Regions from separate parts of the Mus musculus genome. Here region 2 is linked to region 1. The links are chromatin loops, found by intact Hi-C in ENCODE. Cell type or tissue: left cerebral cortex. All regions are shown on one strand.

Region 1 (8,000 bases):
TCCTCCTTCTCCCCTCCTCCCCCCCCTCACACACACACACACACACACACACACACACACACACACACACCCCACAACCGCGACGGGTTCTCCACAGCTCTCAGCCACCCCCCAAAAGATAGAAAGGGAGACAAGCAGCAGATGAGAACCTGCAGCAGATAGAAGGGAAAAGAAGAGCTCAGGGTTGGACATTTTGGGATCTAGGGGTGGGGAGGAGAAAGGGAGCGCGCCTCCTTGATTTTTCCCCTCCCCACCCCTCTTATGCTTTTCTCTCCCCTTGGCTGGTATAGGGTTTTCCAAGCAGCAGCAGTAGGGGACAGAAACCTTTAGTCTAGAAAAAGGGGGTTGGAGAGGTGACCAGAGCTCCCATCAGCTACCTAGCTTGAGGGCGCCTGTGTGAATGCGGTTCCCCACACACACACCCCTCCACACGCACTCATCTTCCTACCAGGGTGTCTGCTATCCTCAATTTCCCGGTGTCGGCTTTGGCTTCTTCCCCTTGCTCTTATTGTTTGTGGCTTGCTGCGTGAAGGGGTGCGTGTATGTGAAGGGTCTCAGGTTGAGAGAGAGAGAGCGCTGAGGGGGGACAAGTGAGAGAGAAGAGAGAGAGAACCGGGCAGGAGCACACCGGGCAGTCGGGCGAAGAGAAGAGTTTCGGGCACTGGCAGAGGCAAAAGGTGAGGAGATCTGGCCAGTCAGAGGGAAGTTTGGCAGTAACTGAAGAGCAAAGAAGGAAGCCCAGGTAGGAGTCAGTCCTTGGGCTCCTCTCAGCATCCTGATTCCTTCGCCAGTACTCAACCACCACCCACTCGGCAGCCTCCAGGCCCGGGACTGTCCCAGGTGGCTGCCGCTTGCGCGGCGCGGAAGAGGAGTCCAGTAAGGTTGCCGCACCACGCGCCGGGGTGCTCGGACTCCAGACAACACAAATCTGAAAAAAAAAACACACTTGGCCTGGGGTAAGTTGACAAATGGCACCGGTGCTGTCCTATTTGTTGTTACGGAGCTGCAGGGAAATGGGGCTTGAACTAAGGTGCTGAGATTCTGTGGGTTGGAAAGAGGCTGGCTGGCTGGGGGCTGGGGTGGTGGGACACAAATGGAGGCCAGCAACAGATTGTTTAGGAACACCTGGAAGAGCCGGTGCCGTGGATGGATGGAGCCTTAGGAGATTTAGGACAGGATACTGTTGGCACCTACCACAACCACCGTTTTCATGAGCAGTGTTCTGAATCAGAGCCTGGATAGTGAATTAGTATGATTTTCTGGGGTAAATATTATGTCCCCAGCCCAGCCCTGAGAAAGCCTGCTCCTAGGCAGCTTCAAAATGGGTCTGAGATTAGTGTGAGAATGGAGATACCCAGTCTTCAAGGACAGTCCTTCAACTGCAGAGAGCCAAGAACCTGATACATGAGGGCTCCTGGAGCAGAGCTTCCATTTACCTTGCTGGGTTTCTAACCTTCAAACTTAAGAGCTGGCCAGTTTAGTTTACCTGGATTCCTTTAAGGAGCCCAGAAATACACAATTGGGGCCATCAGTCAGATATATGCTCTAAAGTGGCCACTTCCCTGCACCGTATGTAATGACTGGAGCAAACAGTCTCCATCAGGTTCCACTTAGTCAGGTTCTGAGCTGAATTCACAGGTCCTGGCCTTTCTGCTTGGTCTGGGAGAAAGACTGGGAGGAGGTCTGTTTCCCTGTTGGCAAGGTGGGATATTTGGACTGCAGCTACGCACCTGGTGATAGCCAAGTGTTTAGCAGTGTAATCACTCCCTTATGAAAATCCTGGAGCCGGGAAACCAGCCTGGAAGACAGAATCCCTGAACTTTACCCGAGTTGATTGTATGAGTAGGAGAGGAGAGGCAAAGACTAATCAATAGTGCTCTATCAGAGATGCTGTGTGTTTTCCCTGGCTTCAAATGAGTAATAAATACTATATTCATATGGCACCCAGACCCACTTGTCTTTTGCAATATAGTTGTCTTCTTGGTATTTAGCTGGAATTACATGTTGATATGTCATCCCATTATGCATGCCCAATTGCCTAGTGCTTGTTTCTTGGATTTGAGGGTGTTCTACAGATGATCTGTATCATTTCTCATTCCCCATCAAGTCTTACAAGTTGAGATTTAAAGGATGTCAAATGGTGCCTTTCACTGGTCTTGAAAAATCTACTAAATTAAAAGGCATGGTAGTACATTTACATAGTACCAAGTTACTTTCAAAGCAAATGTTTAGGCTGAGAAAAGGAGAAGAGTAAAAGTCGGTGAGTTGGAACAAAGAACTGAATGAATGGCACCTGAAGCTCGTGGTTTAGTCCCATGGCCATGGAGTTTTCATAAACTGTACATCTATATTCATAAACTAAATGTATGGGGTTCTACATTAGTGTCTAGATACAGTGATTTGGTTCTGTTGTGTGTGTACATACTTGTTTAAAGAGTTCAGTAGACCCCATACAGTCTGGGGCCTGTGTTTGTGTAGAAGAGGGAGGGGGCTGAACGTGTGCTTTCAAAAGCATCCGGGCTCATTAATTAAACTTTCTATTTATTAGATGCTACTGAGATATAATGAATTACATCCTTGGCAAACACGGGAAAGAGATTCTGCATGCAATGGAACTATTTATGTTGTATCAGGCAATTTGGTCTAATGCATAGTGCCGAGAGACACAGACTGAGAATCACTCCGGTACAATCTGAAAAGGTCCCCGTGCTGTTACTTTTCTGTTCTGACAGTTTCTTAGGGAAAACACAATCAAATCTCTTCTTGGAGAGATGAAAATTGCAAGGACAAGATTACAGATTAGTCGAAAAGAACCAACAGTTTCATGCTTAGGGGAGGACTCAGTAGGGATGAACATAAGGTGTTAGATATTTACTCTGTTCTTGGTTACGTGAGTATCCAGCTGCTGAAATTCTCCTGACCTGTGATTACACAAGGGACAAAGAGATAGGAAACTGCAAGGATTTCAAACCAATATAGACACAGCTTCGTTGACACAGATTCACCTGGCTTTAGAATAAGCTTCAAGAGCAGACACAGATCATATAATAGCTGCCATCCTTTCCAGATATAAAATCTGTAATTTTGATTCTATTCATTATAGAACTAACAACTAAATGGCACACAGAACCACGGAACGCAGGGACAAGAAATCAGAGATTTGCAATAGGAAAAGGAGGAAAGGAATAGGAGAGCCAAAGATGTTTGGAAACACATGGAAAGAAAAGCATCCAGGTGTTTGCTTTGGCTTGAAATGGAGTTAGTTCAGAAAATCACCTCAGACGTGAAGTGCTGTAAAACTGCCGGCAATTTGCCTTGTAAACACTGAGTAAACAGTAAGAGAATTCCTTAGAACCAGGAAATTGGGGACATTGGAGTACGAGTTAAGTGTTGTCATCCCCTTTCACTCTTTAGCATGCTCAGTTCCAATCTGCTAGCCATCCAGGTGTATAATTATCAAATGAATATTTCAAATGTGTCACAATACTTCTAGCCTGCCTAGTTCCAAATATTCTAATTTGTCTTTCGCCTGTCTCCATTGCTGAGAAAAAGAAACAAACCATTTCTGACTGATCTACTTCTGCAAAGACTTCTGTTCTTAGCTGACAACACCACTCTGTTCAGATGTCTCTTTCTAGCTGATGGGAAATAGGGGGTGGGGGCTCATCCTACCTCAAGAAGTGCCCTGTGTCCCAAGATGCCACTAACTTAATTCTGCTCAGTCATTTTCCATGTTTTTAGGGACAGGTGTGACAAACTTTGCAGTCCTGTTTCAGAAATGATGCCAGTCTAGGCAGAAGCCCTCACTTTTTCGAGCTTAGGAGTTGATGATCCTTTGTACCACCCCATCTAAAACTCGCTTTCCTCTGTCAATGGGCTCCTCAAGCACTTGTCCAATGACACTTGCAAACCCATCCTGCCAGCAAGAAATGATTCCTAGATGACTCAGCTGTGGTCTCATGAGCAAACATGCATTTTACATCATCCGCAACTGAGTGAGAACAGATTATTTAAAATAAATAAATACAAGCTCATAGAGCTGAGCAAAATTGCAGTTCACTGGGTCAAGGGAGTTTGGGAAATGCCTCTGACTTGGTCCTTCACTTATTACACAGTTGTCCCTTGGATTCTGACAGCTAGTGAGATTATCCTAGCCATTTTCCTTAGCAAAAGCGAGATAAAAATGATGGTGTGAAAGAGACAGGTGTCATATCCTCATTTCCCTTATAGAGAAATCAGGACCTAGAGAATAGAAATAGCTTGCTTAGATCATAAAACTAGCTAGTGGCAGAGCTAAAACAAGAACGCAGAACTATCTTCTCAGACTGAAGAACTTCAATAAAGATCTCTGGAGGCTCTCCCAAGAAATTGATTGGACTCTAAAATGTAAATTTACACTCATTATTCTACTTCCTTCCCATAGCCACAGTTATATGTTTTATTTATGTATTATACCTAGTTTGTTTTGATTGAGACAATGTCTTACTATGTAGCCTAGTGTGACCTTGAACTCTCAATCCTCCCTCTTCAACCTTGTTAGTACAGAGATTCCAGGCATCCTTTCCGCAACAGCCAGCTGTTATTGCCTTACCTCTGCAACTTATCACTTATCACCTCTGGAAACACACACAGAGCCTGTTGAGATGTTTTAGCTGCTGAAGCCCCTTGCCAACAAACCTAACAACTCAAGCTCAATTCCGGGGACACATGGTAGAAAGAACTGACTCCTCCCACAGTTCTTCTCTGACCTGCACACACATACATGAGTATATGCACCTCCAAATACACAAAATAAATACATTTAAATCACACACACACACATATATACACACACACAACCACACACAAGTTTTATCTTGACAGTGCAAAAAAAATATTACAAATACCCACAACTATTATTCAGGAAGGCGTCAAAGCTGAAATAGCATTAAGAGGTTTGTAGCCAAATAATCTGCAGAATGAGAGAATTACAACTGTTCATGAAATAAGCAGGAGATGGTTTGCATAAAATAAATGACATAAGTAAAATAAATATAAATATATTTTTGATCTGAGCCCTCATGAGAATCTCCCATCCAGGCAAAAGATATCATATATAAATTTCTATCTAGGCTTCAATGATGATTTCTTCAAAGTGCAAGCATCTGACATAAGATGAAAAATACATTGTTCTATCAACATATTTTACAAAGGTGAGCAACAGTAAAAATTAATGCTTACATGGTATGTATTTATTTGCCATTTTCCATTCAGTATCTCACTTCAACTTTTCTCAAAAACATCATGAAATTAGTTTATTATAATTTCTGCTTTGTAGATGAGACAGTAAGTAGCTGAAGCTCAAAAGAATGATGCAATATGCCCATTTTATAAACGTTAATGACTTAGGTATGATCTATACCCATGACTACTTCATCCTCACCCACAGGAATACCTACTTGCTCATTTTACTCACTTGTAAAATACAATATGTATAATATAAGTAAATTCTAATAAAATCACTATGCATTCACCTTTGTAAAGACTTGATTGCCATGTGTAATTTGGATCGCTTAATTGTCAAGACAGAGGCAGACCACAGTATCAGAGCGCTGGCCTTTTGATGTGTAAGGCATTCAGCTTCTGTTGGAATTGAGGTAGCCCAACACATTTTCACTTTTCGAACAGATGAGATTACTGTGGCATTAGTAATCTTACACCATTCAGATAGCTAACTTTTAATATTTCTATGACCATAGTAATAAATACACATTTTAGTAAATTGTTTAATGTCTGGATATTAGTTTTCTATTTCTACTACAACAAATTACCATGCCCTTATTAATCTAGTACTAGTTATTAATTTAAGAGTTTAGATTTATTCTTGTTCTCATCATTTAATAATTCAGTATATCAGGAATCTTCTATGAAGCTCACTGGGCTAAAATTAAGGGATCAGCAGGAGTGCATTCTCTTGTGGGCATTCTTGTGGGGGAAAATCAGTTCCCTTGTTTCTACAGGTTGTCTTGGCACAGTTCACTTCCTTGAGTGTAGGACTGAGACCCAGAGTGCTTTGATAACATCAAGGGAAGTCTGTTCTCACTAGTAGAGGCCATTCACGTTCCTCAGTCTCCTTCAAAGTCAGTGAGAGCAAGCTGAATACCATCACATTCGGAATCCTCTCCTCTTGATTTGTGTCTCTGACTCTTCTCTCTCCTACTTTATTTAAAAGCTGATTTACAAATGATATTTATATGAAAATAGGAGTAAGATGGGATGTTTTTACTTTTGTGTACATTGGGAATTGAGCAACCGAAGGTGATTAGTACACACAGCCCCTTGAACTTCTTTCATATTTGTATGGTAAGTATAATCTAAGTCAGCTTTTCTAATGATTTTAAGATGTATAATGCATCACTGTTTCTTAAACCCACCTTGAGTTGATGAAGGGGTGTTACATTGATTCTTTGCAGAAAATTCAGAATAATCTCAATAGTTGAAAGTCAACTAGTTAGTAATTGAATCATATGTGAAAAGGCTTCTTGGCATGTAACATAACACAATTACAGGCTCCGAGTATAAAAGTATTGGTGTGTTTGGGAGACTACATCCTGTCTAGCACAATCTTTTATGTACTGAGTAGTATAATACATGATATTAAATGAAATGTTAAATAATTTATTAAATAATATTAAGTGACCATAATGTATTTGGGAAGCATTATTTCCATTCAACTGATGAAGGAGAAACAGTAAGTTACATTTTATGTATATTACATGGATATTAAATTGGACATATTATAAATACATCTCTCTTCCTTTACGTCTTACATTTTCCTGTTTGGCCTACATTATACTGTCTCTTTATTATCCAAAAGTACTTTGATCATTTGCAATTCTTTTTTCTGTTGTTACTTGGGGTTATACTTTAATCATGGTTTTCCTTTCCATAGTTTTAGTTACCAGTCATCAACTTCAGTCTGAAAATATTAGCTGTAAAATTCCAAAAATAAATAATTCATAAAATTTTAATAATATACCCTTCTTAGTAGTGTAATGGAATTTATTCTGTCCTGATCCATTCTGGCCAGGATCTGCCTCATCCTTCTCTGAGTGTATTAACACTACATACACTATTACACCACTAGTCATTTAGTGTCCACCATAATACCAAATATAGCACAGTGCTCGTGTATAAGTAACATTTGTATCTTAGCCAACATTACCGCACAATTCCTATGGCAATCACCATATTTCATATTACCACATAGAAATTTTATCATCTTATATTGTCACAGGAATAAACATGAATATACTACAACAAAATATTTTGAGAGACAGAAACAATATACACATAATTTACATCGTAGGACATTATAGATGTTATAGTTATTCTATTTTATTATTCACTGTTGATGCCAGTCTCTTACTCTGCCTATATTATAAATTTTTAAGAAGGCAAAAATTATTTATGTACTTCCTTCAATTTTTAAAGATTTATTATTTTATGTACAAGAATCTCTGTATGTGCACCACATGTGTGTCTAGTGTCAGAGTAAGTCAGAAGAGAGCATCAGATTTCCACGTACTAGGGTTACAGATGGTTGTGACCTACCATGTGGGTTTTGAGGAGGGACTTGAACTTGGGTTCTCTACAAGAGCATCAAGTGCTCTTAAACACTGAACCAACTCTCCAACAATCTCTAACTTATAATCTTAACTTTATCATAAATGAATATGTATGAGAAAAAAGAGAATAGTATAAATACAGTTTAGTTCTGTCTACAGTTTCAGACATCCACCGAAGGTCTTAGAATATATCACCCCATGGATAAAGGGGTTATGAATTTTATGCATCACTGTGAGTTAGCTACCTAACAGGAAGCAGCTTAATGGAAAAGAGGTTTATTTGGGTTCATGATTTGAGATGCTTTCTTGTGAGGAATGCACTGTGGCTATGTAGAAACAGGAGCATGTAGCAGCTGTTATTGCAAAGAGAAAGACATGGATGCTAGAAAAACA
Region 2 (8,000 bases), 620 kb before region 1:
TGTCTCCTCCCAGGTTCTCCCCAGAACCCTGCCCATCCAACTCCATGCCTTCTCACTCTCTTTCTTTAAACAACAAGCAAACCAATAAAAATTAAAAACAAACCAAAATAAAACATAAAACAGACAAACAGAAAAAAAATCCTCTAGAAACAATACACATGTAGACACATGCACACACAAATATCTCATAAAAAATCAAACTTGGAAACTATAATAGATAAACAAAAGATGGTTAGGGCAAAAAAAATGCCTAAACAAAACACGAGAAAAAAGGTTTTCATATGCAGGGATCCATCCCATAATCAGCTTCCAAATGCTGACACCATTGCATACACTAGCAAGATTTCGCTGAAAGGACCCAGTTATAGCTCTCTCTTGTGAGACTATGCCGGGGCCTAGCAAACACAGAAATGGATGATCACAGTCAGCTATTGGATGGGTCACACGGCCCCTAATGGAGGAGCTAGAGAAATTACCCAAGGAGCTATAGGGAACTGCAACCCTATAGGTGGAACAACAATATGAACTAACCAGTACCCTGGAGCTCTTGTCTTTAGCTGCATATGTATCAAAAGATGGCCTAGTCGGCCATCACTGCAAAGAGAGGCCCATTGGACTTGCAAATTTTATATGCCCCAGTACAGGGGAACGCCAGGGCCAAAAAGGGGGAGTGGGTGGGTAGGGGATTGGGGGGGTGGGTATGGGGGACCTTTGGGATAGCATTGAAAATGTAAATGAGGAAAATACCTAATTAAAAAAAATACCACTGAGTTTGTTTTGTGCTGGACATCTACCGCGCATCCTGTGGTCTGACCTTAAAGAGCAATTTGTATACCCAGAGAGGCTTTACAGACAAACACTGCTTAGTCCTTTGTGAGTAGTTATCAGTTGGAGATGGCTTCTGTGGTAGGGATGGGACCTCAAGTTCAGTTCCCTCTCTGTGCTGGGATACCATCTGTTTGGACTTGTGTAGCCCCCGTGCATAAAGGCAGCAGTTTTTAAAATCCAACTTTACTAACACAATCCAATCCAAAGATATACTATTTCAATGCTTATATACTAAAGAATGACAGTAGGGGAATATTAAAAGATTCTGTTTTCCTTAATTTAATCACTGTTTCTGCAAGATCATCAAACTTTGCATGTATAGTAAAATCCTTGTAATTTATAATATACGGCAGTACTGAATCCAAGCCCATGTTCCAGGTTGTGTTTATTGCCATCACATGGTGTGAGGTGAGAGAATGCACAGTACTAAATGCACCATGTTGTAAATTCAGAATCATGACTGCACTGAAGTTGCACGATGGAGCCTGGTCAAGGTGCTGCCAGGAACACCTCAGATTCATTATAAGTGTGATTTTGAATTAACTTGTGTCCGTTGTGCATTCAGAAACCATTTGTTCTTGCTAAGGTTTTCATTACCCTCCCATATTTTGTTACATGACCCCGTAGGGCCGTGGGCAACAGCTTTAGAATCTGTGGCCTATATAACATGAAAAATAAATTCACAGGTTAGCAGTGCTGGACTTGTCTTCAAATGTGAGCCCCGCCACTTACTAGTTGTACAAATCTGGGCACACTCCTTAACTTCTCAGTATTTCATCAATGGGGATTGTTAATAGTATTGATTCTTGTAGGATTGGGGCGATAGAGGAAAGTCACCATTAGATACAAGGCACAATGCTGCATTAATGCAACTTGTTATTGTCAGAGTCCCTTTGGAGGAGAGGCCCCAAACTTTCAGAATGGAGACAAGAAAGGAAAGGCCCATCCATCTTGACCAAGGTTGGTGATAGAGGATAACCAAAGGTCATGTGTGTGTTCCTTGTAGTTCCTTTCTCTAGTGGTTCATTTCCCTTGCTCTCTTAACATTTCCGCCCATTCTGGACAGTTCAAAGCCTTTTATGGTGACTTGGGATTTGACCTTCCAGGGTTCAGTTTCCAGGAATTTCCTGTTACCTTTCGTTTCTTTCAGTTTTCTTTTTAAAATTTTATTTATTTATTTATTCATTTATTCACTTTATATCCTGCTCACTGCTCCCTTCATAGTCACCCCTCCCACAGTCCTTCCCCTATCCCCTTCCACTGCTCTTCTGAGCAGGTGGGGCCCCTGGGTATCCCTCACCCTTGCACTTTAAGTCTCTGTGAGACTAGGCACTTCCTCTCCCACTGAGGCCAGACAAGGCAGCCTAGCTAGAAGAACATGTCCCACATACAAGTAACAGCCTTTTTGTGGACAGTCTGCTGTGCTCACCAGCACACAGCTGGCTTAGCAAGCATCTTTGCATCCACAGTGGGGCAGTAGAGTGTGGGAGAAGTCAGCCTGACAAGGGTAAACTGCTTATTCTGCTTTCAGTCTTCCTAGGCTTGCTTGGGCACATCACTTCCCCACTCTGAGACCTGGCTTCTCTGTTTTCATGTACAGAGCACTGTACTAGGTGGGTGAGTAGCCGGGTTACTAGCTCCAGTAATAAAGCCTGCCTATAGATGTGAATCTTTTACCACTTTCAGAAAACCAAGGGTCCTATATACCTACTTAGCTCCCTGTTATGACTTGCTCTCCATTAATCATTTATCTTCATATCTGTCTTTTTCCCCCTGTTCTCAAAAAGTATATTTTCAAGTGTTTTAGCATACACATAACTGTAGCAGGAGATAAATATGTTAATTTGTTTAACTAGTAATTATCTTATTACATATACATCAAAATATCATCTTTTATACATTAAAATATACAGTAAAAATGCAATGTACTTAGGATAATCATCTTATACACAATAATAGTTTGAGAATCACTGCTGGTAGCTGTCTGAGAGAAAAATGTATTTAGCTAAGGACATTGTGCAGAGCCACTATCTTTTGGGGTAGCATTAGCTGGAATGTTGAGAGTCCTGGGAAATTCAGGGCTTAGACATTGCTGAAAACCTCAGAGTTATGTACGTGAACAACAGAGATGTGTTTCCACAAAGAGGAGAAATTGAGCTAAGTTGAAGCAGACCAGAAGGAATTAATGGGTCATGAAACAACTTTATTCGACTGCATATGTCTGCTGCCTAACACACCTTTACATTGTGCAGTAGCTTTATCCCTATCTTACTGTCTGGCCATAGATGACCCACTTCACTTCTTTAAACCCGTTTACCCATAGGCAATGTGAGAAATCAATTATCTTCAGAACCGGTTCTGCTCATGTGTTAGAGAAGTGCACCGAAAAATTTTGAAACAATAATCTTGCCTGTGAGAGGTAGAAATTAGAACTCTAATTGGTTAGATCTTCTCACTGATCAGCTTCTAGATTAAAAATAGTGAGAAATTTAGAGTAATGACACTCTATACATCCCAGGGAATATGAAGTTATTTTCGTTTTGACTAGAAGAAATGACAGAGGTGCTTTTATGTACATTTCTCTTTTTCTTGAAATAATCCACGTGAGAAAGGGTGTTCAACCCTGAATTAGTTGCTTGTTACGGTTGCAGTTCTGCAACCCCAGAGGAAGAGAAGGTTCTTCCAAAGGCCTCAAGGGCAAGTCCACTGCATGGCCTTATTCTCCTGTTGTCTTGCTGAGGGCCTCCCAGGCTCAGGAAGAGAACTAACGTTCTAGGGGCTGGTTGTCTATCAACCACACAACCACACGATGGCAGTAAAGCAAGGCAAATTCATTTGGTTTAGCACTTCTGCTCTTTACTTTCTAGAATGTGAATCACAATTTCTTTGCTTCCATTTCCTCCCCTGGAGTTGCTTCTGTAAGCATCAGTGCCAATTTCTGCTTCCTCTTTCACCTTTATTGTGTGTTAGTCCTTTCCCTATAAAATGGTGCTGAATCTTATCTTAAGCTTTTGTTTAAAAGCAGAATCTCAGAGTTTACTTTTTTTTTTTTTTTTTTTTTTTTTTTTTTTTTTTTTTTTTTTTTTGAGACAGGGTTTCTCTGTATAGCCCTGGCTGTCCTGGAACTCACTTTGTAGACCAGGCTAGCCTCGAACTCAGAAATCCGCCTGCCTCTGCCTCCCGAGTGCTGGGATTAAAGGCGTGCACCACCACGCCCTGCCAGAGTTTACTTTTAAGAGCAGATGTTAACAGTGTAGCATCCAAGCCATAAGGCTCAGTCAGTGAGGATGGCGTTGAGATACCATATAAAATATGTTCAGCTCAGGGCCCACACCCTGTAAATGTGAATGGCAACTGCTTTGATCATGGCTGTTGTTGGTATAGGTCAGACTAACCCAGAGGCTGGATAATAAACTGGTTGCAAAAGAGCAAAGCAAGCAACAGCTACATTCCTAGGAGAAATCCCCTGATGAGGTTGGGATTACAGAGAAGAGAGACCTATATGTTAGAGCTATGTCATATGGTTTCCTACAAACAATAGTCACTAAACCTCGTCTAAGTGAATTATAAGAAATGGTGAGAAAGATAAAAATATCTCTCTCAAGTGAATGCCCCTAGCATGGCAACAAGCACAGGGAAATTTTAAAGAAATATAGATGTCTTTCCACATTTTTTCATTAATAGGCTAAATGATATACCTTACTTCGGGCCCCATTGGGCTGGACTTAGGAATCTACTGGACTCTTCCCCAGAGATATGGATATGGGGGATCTGTAGGGAAGCCTAGATATCTGCATCTTAAGTTCTTTTAGGTATTTGCAGAGACTAGGACTAGGAGACAGGTGGTCTGAAAAGTACTCATTATGCTAGGCTCTGCACTGATTTCTTGTTTAATATACCATTGTATTTACCCCCTTAGCTGTATTGTAAAGTGAGTAGTCACATTTATTTTTACCATGAGGAAGAGATGCTCAATAAGGGTAAATGACTTGCTCCTGGGGATCCAGTTTGGAAGGGGCAGAACATGCTTTCAGATGCAGTTCCTTGTAACTGTCATGTCAGGCTCTGCTCCCTATACCACATCGACTCTCCAGGTTCAAAGTTGAATAATTCCAGCCACTATAGACACCTCCTGATGAAATGGGAGAACTTTGAGACATGCTTCATCTCTCTGTTAATTCCTTCTTGTAGAATAATATTCCTGCCTATAGCTACAACTTGACGAATGGCTAGAACTCAGGAAACAGGATTAGCTGGGAGAGTAAGTAGAAATGGTATGTTGTAAGTTGTGAAGTACTATGCTCATATTGGATGGTATAATTTGGGGACTTTGTTATTTCTGAGGTATTTGAGGGCAAATTTTTATAAGCCTCCATGACAGGTATCTGTTAGGCACTAGAGTCTGAATAGAAACAGCAAACGCTTCAAGCTGGCCTTGCTAGTACAAGGCTCAGTAAATGATCTGCATGAAGGTTCCCTCACTCCTAAGTTCTAGGGTAGATTAAGTTTCTGGGACTGAGCCTTTAGCAATTTTTAGTATTTAAGAATATATCAAAATAGAGATAATACTCATTATTCTATCTTGGATGTTCACTATAAAGTATTGAATAAATCAGTATAAAATGCAGAGTTCAAAAGAGATTATAGTTTGTTTCAAGAGATAAACTGTACAGTTATATAACAAATAACTGATAATGATGTTAATCCAAATGTATGACATCAGCATCTGTAGATGCGATAATGCAGAGGCACATAAGGAGAACTCTAGAATCCTATCTTTCTTCTCTTAATTTGCACTCTACCCTGGGTTACTAGAGCAATCTCTTACTTCCCTTCCCTCCATCTCATTATTCCCCTTCTTTTTTTTTCCTCTTCTTCTTTATCTCCTGTTTTTAGATTGCTAGAGATCCTACATACAGGTCCCTTGGTATCTCCCTCTTAGGCTAAAGTGATATTTATGAAATGCAAATCTGATGCCATTCTGTCTTACCAAGTATAATTCCCCATTACTTTGAGGATGGAGTCCACAACAAGACCTATAGGGACCACAGACATACACATATTCTGCCATGTCAGTGATCCAGAAAACCCAATGTACTGGCTAGTTTTGTGTCAACTTGACACAGCTGGAGTTATCAGAGAGAAAGGAGCTTCAGTTGAGGAAATGCCTCCATGAGATCCAACTGTAAGGCATTTTCTCAATTAGTGATCAAGGGGGAAAGGCCCCTTGTGGGTGGAACCATCTCTGGGCTGGTAGTCTTGGTTCTATAAGAGAGCAGGCTGAGCAAGCCAGGGGAGGCAAGCCAGTAAAGAACATCCCTCCATGGCCTCTGAATCAGTTCTTGCTTCCTGACCTGCTTGAGTTTCAGTCCTGACTTCCTTGGTGATGAACAGCAGTATGGAAGTGTAAGCCGAATAAACCCTTTCCTCCCCAACTTGCTTCTTGGTCATGATGTTTGTGCAGGAATAGAAACCCTAACTAAGACACCCAAGTTTCTCCCCATCGCCTCAATTTTGCAGCTGACATTGTGTTTCTTAAGACTGCCTCTTCTCATTTCCTTGCCTGCTTAATTTCTGATTTTTCTTCAAAACATCCCTATCCCCTTTACAATGAATTTGATCCCCATCTTCATCCTTGTGTGACTTGGCATCATAGCACTTGCCTTATTAGTGAGAATATTGCCTCACCCTAATCCCTGTTTTGTTTTTTGTTTTTTAATAATCTTACCTATGAGAGAATGACTTGTTGAAAGAGCTTACCACAGTGCCAGGCATGAGGAAGTATTTGACCAATAATAATGACTTCTGTTTCAGTTACTGGCTTAGTGCTAAGAAAGTTCAAGTCGATGCAAGCAGAGGGCTATTGAGTATATATGAGAGGAGAGGGACCAATTGCTTAGAAGCCAAGTGTCCTAGAGAGCTCATGCTGAATGAAAGCGGTCGAATATTTGCTTAGCTGGTTTTTGCCTTCTCTCCTTAGGGAGAATGCCCAAAGCTATTCTAAGAAGCTGTTCTAGGTAGAATTAATGAGCTGTACAAAGGGCAACATGATGATATGGGCAATTTTTAAGGGTCCAGGAGGTCAGTCTGGAGAAAGACAGAGAAACACAGTTTAAATTGGTCTGAGGCATGCTTCTCCCCACTGAAGAAAAAGATGAGCAGAGACAGCTAAAACTGATAACTATACAAGAAACCCAATAAAAAGAAGTACAGAATGCCAAGGGAGATTTCAATAGGAATCAATTTGTTTCGCTGAAATGTGTGTCTGGGAGAGGAAAATCAGATGGAGGACATTTTTGTCATCATGAGGATTTGGCTTCTTTGCAAGTGCCATCAACTGGTCTTTCCTTCCCTTTAGAGCATTCGGTTGGCTCATGATGAGTTTGCCAACCTACAATGTCGTACTCCTTAGCAGATCTGATTGGATCAAAGTTAGTACTACCAGTAGTAATGTGCTTACCTAAAGTACTGAAATTCTCTGTTCTCTATTTTGTTTGTTTTGTTTTGTTTTTTCCTTCTCTGCCAAGGTAGCTTGGCAGACTTCTGGAATATTCACTGGGTTCTGGGCATCCTCTCTAGGCTGCTGGTGACACGCATACCCAGCTTGGAATGTGAGTAGAAAGATGTTTTCATAGTCTTGGCTGTCTTTTTCCTGGAGGCTGTGGTAGGAGAAGTAAGATGTTTGGCAATTGTTTTCGAATTCATCGGCTTTGCTTTCTCTTTGAAGATTATTCATCTGTGTTTGCTCAAACCTAGTGGAGAAAGTTCTCTGCTCATTTAGCTTCTGCTCCATTGAAAAGCTCCTTATGTTACTTCCTATTGAAACCCTGAAGTCTGAAATCGAAAGTCATCATGGAACAGCTGAGACCACTGGCTTCTTTATTATCCCCCATTGTCTCTGTTGCCATAAGAGCCAGGCCTGTCTGGCAAAACTATAACAAATTAGAACATGGTAAATCTTTGTCTTCCTCATTCCCATCTTACATACCAAACAGTAGCTTGGTTCATGACCGAGTGTCATAAATGTAGATAGGCTATAGCTATGGGAAGAAGAGTTAGCATTCCTGAGTCGAACTGGCTTTGGAAAAATAGTATCCTTAATAGGGATAGAGCTCTGTTATTCCAACTTTGTCCTCCTTTACCATGGTCATGATACTCTAACCCTCTTATGT

The links. A loop is a pair of places that touch in the nucleus more often than their neighbours do. Peaks named below come from ENCODE experiments on the same cell type or tissue, not always from the same donor. Only the 100,000 strongest peaks of a DNase experiment are listed, where the experiment ranks them.
Region 2: it touches region 1 in a loop (4-fold over the local background); 2 of 42 quality-filtered maps call a loop at or near these places.

The regions. Positions count from the first base shown.
Region 1 is chrX:144,680,755-144,688,754 of GRCm38, reverse strand. Trpc5 (transient receptor potential cation channel, subfamily C, member 5) reads left to right here and starts at 575. Exons shown (of 11, transcript NM_009428.3): 1 at 575-956. It also overlaps a transcript of Rtl4 not described here. In left cerebral cortex, no CTCF peak of the experiment used is centred here; DNase peaks (open chromatin) are centred at 1,674, 2,712, 2,950, 3,882 and 4 more places; H3K4me3 peaks cover 3,139 bases; H3K27ac peaks cover 638 bases.
Region 2 is chrX:145,303,059-145,311,058 of GRCm38, reverse strand. All of the region lies in intron 3 of Lhfpl1 (lipoma HMGIC fusion partner-like 1), which reads left to right. Among named protein-coding and RNA genes, the nearest start is that of Lhfpl1, 42 kb to the left of the region's middle. In left cerebral cortex, CTCF peaks have their summits at 2,296 and 3,627 (motif pointing right); DNase peaks (open chromatin) are centred at 2,304 and 3,637.